Linked DNA regions of Homo sapiens: region 1 is linked to region 2. A link is a contact called in ENCODE Hi-C or POLR2A ChIA-PET data. All regions are on one chromosome and are shown on one strand. The core of a region is the stretch at or near the end of the contact, and the rest is flanking DNA. Distances in the headings are between cores, read along the strand shown. Region 1 overlaps FRMD4A (FERM domain containing 4A). Region 2 overlaps FRMD4A (FERM domain containing 4A).

What was found. A loop is a pair of places that touch in the nucleus more often than their neighbours do. ChIA-PET counts read pairs that join two places held with the same protein, here RNA polymerase II (POLR2A).
Region 1: a map of Caco-2 shows a loop between it and region 2 (5-fold over the local background). The contact joins two enhancer-like sites. A Hi-C loop is called at or near these places in 2 of 168 maps with a recorded cell type or tissue (Caco-2 and endothelial cell of hepatic sinusoid). POLR2A ChIA-PET finds 5 or more read pairs at or near these places in 6 of 52 experiments (BJ, GM12878, PC-3 and 3 more).

What each region holds. Positions count from the first base shown.
Region 1 is chr10:13,851,422-13,854,383 of GRCh38, forward strand. All of the region lies in intron 3 of FRMD4A (FERM domain containing 4A), which reads right to left. Among named protein-coding and RNA genes, the nearest start is that of FRMD4A-AS2, 140 kb to the right of the region's middle. Within about 2 kb of position 1,635, at least 5 of the 41 ENCODE cell types and tissues checked have a DNase peak (open chromatin) inside an H3K27ac peak, as active enhancers do.
Region 2 is chr10:13,815,424-13,818,499 of GRCh38, forward strand. All of the region lies in intron 3 of FRMD4A (FERM domain containing 4A), which reads right to left. Among named protein-coding and RNA genes, the nearest start is that of FRMD4A-AS2, 170 kb to the right of the region's middle. Within about 2 kb of position 1,393, at least 9 of the 41 ENCODE cell types and tissues checked have a DNase peak (open chromatin) inside an H3K27ac peak, as active enhancers do.

The DNA.
Region 1 (2,962 bases), core at 385-2,884, 36 kb after region 2:
GAATGGGGCTGCACAGCAGGAGATGAGCAGCGAGAGAAGCTTCACCTATACTTATAGCCTCTCCCCATTGCTTGCATTACTGCCTGAGCCCCACCTCCTGTCAGATCAGCAGCAGCATTAGATTCTCGCAGGAGTCCAAACCCTACGGTGAACTATACACGTGAGGGATCTAGTTTGCACACTCCTTATAAGAATCTAGGCCAGGCGTGGTGGCTCACACCTGTAATCCCAGCATTTTGGGAGGCCGAGGCGGGTGGATCATGAGGTCAGGAGATTGAGACTGTCCTGGCCAACATGGTGAAACCCTGTCTCTACTAAAAATACAAAAATTAGTTGGGTGTGGTGGCGCCTGCCTGTAATCCCAGCCACTCAGGAGGCTGAGGCAGGAGAATCGCTTGAACTCAGGAGGCGAAGGTTACAGTGAGCTGAGATTGCACCACTTCACTCCAGCCTGGTGACAAAGCAAGACTCTGTCTCAAAAATTAAAAAAAAAAAAAAGATTCTAATGCCTGATGCCCATCACTCACATGTGGGACCATCTAGTTGCAGGAAAACAAGCTCAGGGCTCCCACTGATTTGACATTATGGTGAGCTGTAGAATTATTTCATTATATGTTACAATGTAGTAATCATGGAAATAAAGTGCACAATAAATGTAATATGCTTGAATCATCCTGAAACCATACCTCCCACACCCCATCTGTGGAAAAATTGTCTTTCATGAAACCAGTCCCTGGTGCCAAAAGGTTTGGGCCTACTGCTCTAGAAATAGCCATCCAAAAGAAATACAACGTGAGCCACAAAAGTTAGCCCAATATAAGATTTTAATTTTTTTTTTTTTGAGATGGAGTCTTGCTCTGTTGCTGGGCTGGAGTGCAGTGGCGTGACCTCGACTCACTGCAACTTCCACCTCCCAGGTTCAAGTGATTCCCTTGCCTCAGCCTCCCGAGTAGCTGGGACTACAGGCGCACGCCACCATGCCTGGTAGAGACAGGGTTTCAGCATGTTGGCCAGGATGGTCTTGATCTCCTGACCTCATGATCTGCCCACCTCAGCCTCCCAAAGTGCTGGGATTACAGGCATGAGCCACCACACCTGGACCAAGATTTTAATTTTTTTAGCCATATTTAAAAAGTTTAAAGGTGAAATTTATTGTATATTTATTTTATCTTAATATATCCAAAATATTATCATTTTAACACGGACTCACCAAGGCAAAAATTATTTACAAGACATTTTACTTAAGTTTCATAGGAAGTCTTCACAAGCTGGTGTGTGATTTATACTTGCTCACAGCTGGCGTGTGATTTATGCTTGCACACAGCTGGCGTGTGATTTATACTTGCATACATCTCCATTTGCACTGGCCACATTTTGCTCAATGGCCACATGTGGCTGGTGGCTACTGTACCACGAGGTGCAGCTTAGATCTTTCCAAATGCTTCTGTCTTGGTTATGAGGAGATTATGTCTCCTCATAATCTCAGGATTATGAGCCCTGGGTAAGACATGGCAATAATCTAACTGTTATCTTTAATTCCCTTAGAAAACACAGACTAGTCACAGTTTGCTCCACTTCTTGGAATCATAGGGACGCTTTGTTCCTCTATTTGCACACAGTGGACAGTTGTAAATGTCTTGCCAATGGCCACTAAGGGACTGGGTCAGAGGGGAGAGATGTGGAAATCCTAGGGCAGCTTGGAACTTGGAAAGGAGACTCACATCATGCGGCAGCTCCCTGGAGAAAGCAAGGTGCGAGGTTCACTGTGGCAGAATTGAGGGGATGGAGAGCACTCCTATGTGTAAAGCTCTTATCATCAAAGGGAAGAAGGGCCGGGCGTGTTGGCAGTGGCTCACGCCTGCCATCTTAACACTTTGAGAAGGAAAGGACCAAGGCAGGAGAATCACTTGGGATCTGGAGTTGGAGACCAGCCTGGGCAGCAGAGGGAGACCCTGTCTCTCTAAAAATTTAAAAAATTAGCAATGCACATCTGTTAGCCCCAGCTACTGGAGAGGCTGAGATGGGAGGATCACTTGAGCCCAGAAGGTTGAGGTTGCAGTGAGCTGTAATCGCACCACTGCACCACAGCTGGTTGATAGAGCGAGACCCTGCCTGAAAAAAAAGTGGGGGCCAGGTGTGGTGGTTCACACCTGTAATCCCAGCACTTTGTGGGAGGCTGTTGTGGGTGGGTCACCTGAGGTCAGGAATTCCAGACCAGCCTCGTCAACACGGCGCAACCCTGTCTCTACTAAAAATACAAAAGTAGCTGGGCATGGTGATGCAGGCCTGTAGTCCCAGCTACTCGGGAGGCTGAGACAGGAGATCGTTTGAACCCAGGAAGTGGAGGTTGCAGTGAGCCAAGATTGCACCACTGCACTCTAGCCTGGGCGATAGAGCAAGACTCTCTCAAAAAAAAAAAAAAAAAAAAAAAACCCAAAAAGTGGGGATGGGGAAGAAATTCGGCCAACCATTCATCTAAAGTGATGGGGAGAAGCACTGAAACGAAGCCTGTCTAGCAGTAGAAGGTCAGGTCGGTTTTTCTGGCACTGGGCAGGCTCCCTGTGAGACAGGATATCTACAGTCTCACAAGCCTCAAGAGAACCAAATAAGGAAGGGCCACACCTCAGCCATTCCATTCTAGTGAAAATCCACTCTATTTTTATGAAGGTCAAGAGAAAGAGTCCAGAATCTTTCCTACTAACGGCTTCCTGTACCCCATCTAGCAACTCTCACTGTCCGGAAATTCTTACTTAAATCATTCTCACTATGGCTAAAGCACACTTCCCTTTCTCTGCTCTCAACATACTCCCCCAAATATACATTCGGGTCAGAGAATAAATGAAGAAAATAATTTTCAAGGAGCAAGGATATGACAACGAGACTTAGGGAGTTCGGCTGACCATAAAACATGCTCCGCCCCCCATATCTGGCTATAGCGTCCTCCAGAAGGTTCCAAGACTGC
Region 2 (3,076 bases), core at 143-2,642:
ATGGTTACAGCATTTCTGTACTGGATGATGAAAAAGTGTTGGAAATATTAGTGATTGTTACATGACATTGTGTATGCATTTGATGCCACTGAATTGCACATACGAAAATGGTTAAAATGGTGTTTGATGTTACATGTATTTTGACACAATTAAAAAAAAAGGAAAAAGGGGGAAAGGAGGTCTGATAGTTTCAAAGCCCACATGTGTAATCCCTCTGCCACTCTACCTCTGTTGACCCTGCTTCCAGGGTGAGAGCCTAAGGATCGTGCCTCAAGGGCCCTGGCTGAGTGAGGGCTACATGACTCACTTGAAACCAGTGCACTGACATTATGGATTTATACATCAGTACTTTCAACCTGGTTAATGTGAGTCTTCCCCTGAGAATGAAAAATCAGGTTTCTGAGCCTGCAGAATAAAGAGATGGCTTAACACACTGAAGAATTCACCAGAGTAATGGATACCACCATGGAAGCCTTCTGGAGACTGAGTTTTTGCCTTACCATGGTGATATGTCTCTCTGATTTAGCCTGTCACACTACAATAAGAAAACAAGTTTTCTTGGTGACTCATAAACTGAAGTCAAGGAAAAGGCTCTGAGCAGTAGCTGCCTGGCTGGAACAAACTTCATCTTTTCAAATAAACTTTTTCAACAATTGTACCTATCTGGATTTATATCTTTTGTTAAAAAATTTAAAAGGTCAGTCCCATTACTTTACACAACAGTTATTATAGACCATATGTATCAATTTCCAGGAAGAAAAGCCTACATTTATTACTTGCAATTTACAAATGGAGAAGTAAAGGCCGTGAAGAGGGAGAAAATAGATCCCAGAAGATGTTGAGGTTACAACTCCTGACTCTTAGCTGCTTTTAAAGCCACACACATTTTTTCTGCTGTCATGGTGACTGGCAACAGCCCAGAAGGTGGCTGCTCTGTCAATGAGAGTGAGAGTTGATGGATGGGCATGTAGTGAGAGTGAGAAATACACATCATTGTTTCACTGTTTAAGTCACAGAGACATTGGGGGTTGTTTGTCATTGCAGCATAACCTAGCCTATCCTGATTGATTCAGGCACTGAGTCTTTTATTTTCTGTACAGTTGATTTAAAACAATTTGTGGCATCAGCTCCTTGATTTCCTGATCTTGCAAATGAAGACAATATCCCCCGCTGATGTGACAGTGATTAATATACTACATTGTTCTGAAAGTTTCTTAAACTCCTTCAGAGAAAGTTGCTGGGCAAGCAGAAAGCAATCTGCTCTTATGTGCTTTGAAGGGATGTTTACAGAATCCCGCTGAGTATAATTTGCCAATTACTGGTGCTGTAAACATTTGTGGAGCTTTGCAGGGATCGGACTGGGAGCAAGGCCAGAAAGGCAGCTAGTAGCCCAATCGCATTCTATTGGACAATCTGGGCAGGAGCCCAGAGGCCACGTGAGCAAGGCAGCCTGTGCTCCCTGGGTTTGTCAGAATTAGCCTCTTGTGGGCCATCAGCCGTCCTGGCCCTAAGAGGTCATTACATCTAAGACTGGCTTTCTCTTAGCCCATAATTAGCTTTGTTCAATCAAATAGTTTCTCTCTTTTCTTTTTGTATCTCAAAATCTTTTTCCATTGTCCCTCTTAGCTTTTATTTCTCCTGATACCTGACAAATAAAACCTCCTTGCAAACATCCCTCCTTAACATATACTTCTCAGTGGCACCACTCACAGAGCTAATAGGACAGTCTTTCCAACACCAACTGGGCTTAGAAACCTGGGCTTCAGCCATGTGCTTTAGCAAGGAAAGGAAAGCACTGGTTCTAAATACTTAGGGAAGAAAGGAGAGGAGCTCTCAGTCAGTGCTTTGTGGCTCCAGGACCCAGATCTGAGTTCTTGAGAACACTGGATGATTCCAGTGGGAACTGTTCACGTTCCCAGCATATTACAGGGTTCCAGATCAGGTCCTGACTACTTCCTGGCCTGCTTCTTCCAGGCAGGACACGACTAACTAGAATGATCAAAACAGCACTTAACGTGTTGCAGGGCTGTAAAGCGCTCTAGGCACACTGATATGGTTTGGCTGTGTCCCCATCCAAATCTCACCTTGAATTGTAATAATCCCCAGGTGTCAAGGGCGAGGCCAGGTGGAGATAACTGAATCATGGGTGTGGTTCCCCCATCTATTCTGATGGTAATGAATAAGTCTCACAAGATCTGACGGTTTTATAAACGGGAGTTCCCCTGCACAAGCTCTCTTGCCTGCCGCCATGTAAGATGTGCCTTTGCTTCTCCTTTGCCTTCCGCCGTGATTGTGAGGCCATGTGGAACTGTGAGTTCACTAAACCTCTTTCCTTTATAAATTACCCAGTCTCAGGTATGTCTTTATTAGCAGCATGAGAACAGACTAATACACACACCCACATGACAACATCCTTTCAGGTGACTTCCATGAGCCCTTCAGGTAAATTCTGGGGAAAGGAATTCAAGGATGAGGTAGCACCCAGGCACCTCACCAATTCCTCACAGAATACTATATTCCACAGTATACTATACTACATACAGTATCAAGCTCTAAATGCTAGCCTGGTATTTACCATCACTTATATATTATGCCACCAACTTAAACTTGACATGTGTCTATCCAGATAGATGATCTTAGACAAATTACGCAAGCTCTCTGGGCCTCAGTTTTCTCATCTGTACAATGATGGACTACTGTACCATAAAAAGAATTCCTATACTAAGACATTATTTATGTTATTATTATTATTGTTTTTAGATACAGGGACTTATTCTGTTGCCCAGGCTGGAGTGCAGTGGTGCCATAATATCTCACTGCAGCCTCCAATCCTGGGATCAGTGATCCTCCAGCTTCAGTCTCCTGAGTAGGGGGGGACTACAGGTATGTACCACCATGGCTGGCTAATTAAAAAAAAATTTTTTTTTGTAAAGATGGATTCTTTCTATGTTGCCCAGGCTGGTCTTGAACTCCTGGCCTCAAGTGACCCTTTTTCTTTGGCTTCCCAAAGTGCTGGGATGACAAGTGTGACCCAATGCACCCAGCCTTTATTCCTTATGTTATTATTAAATTTAGC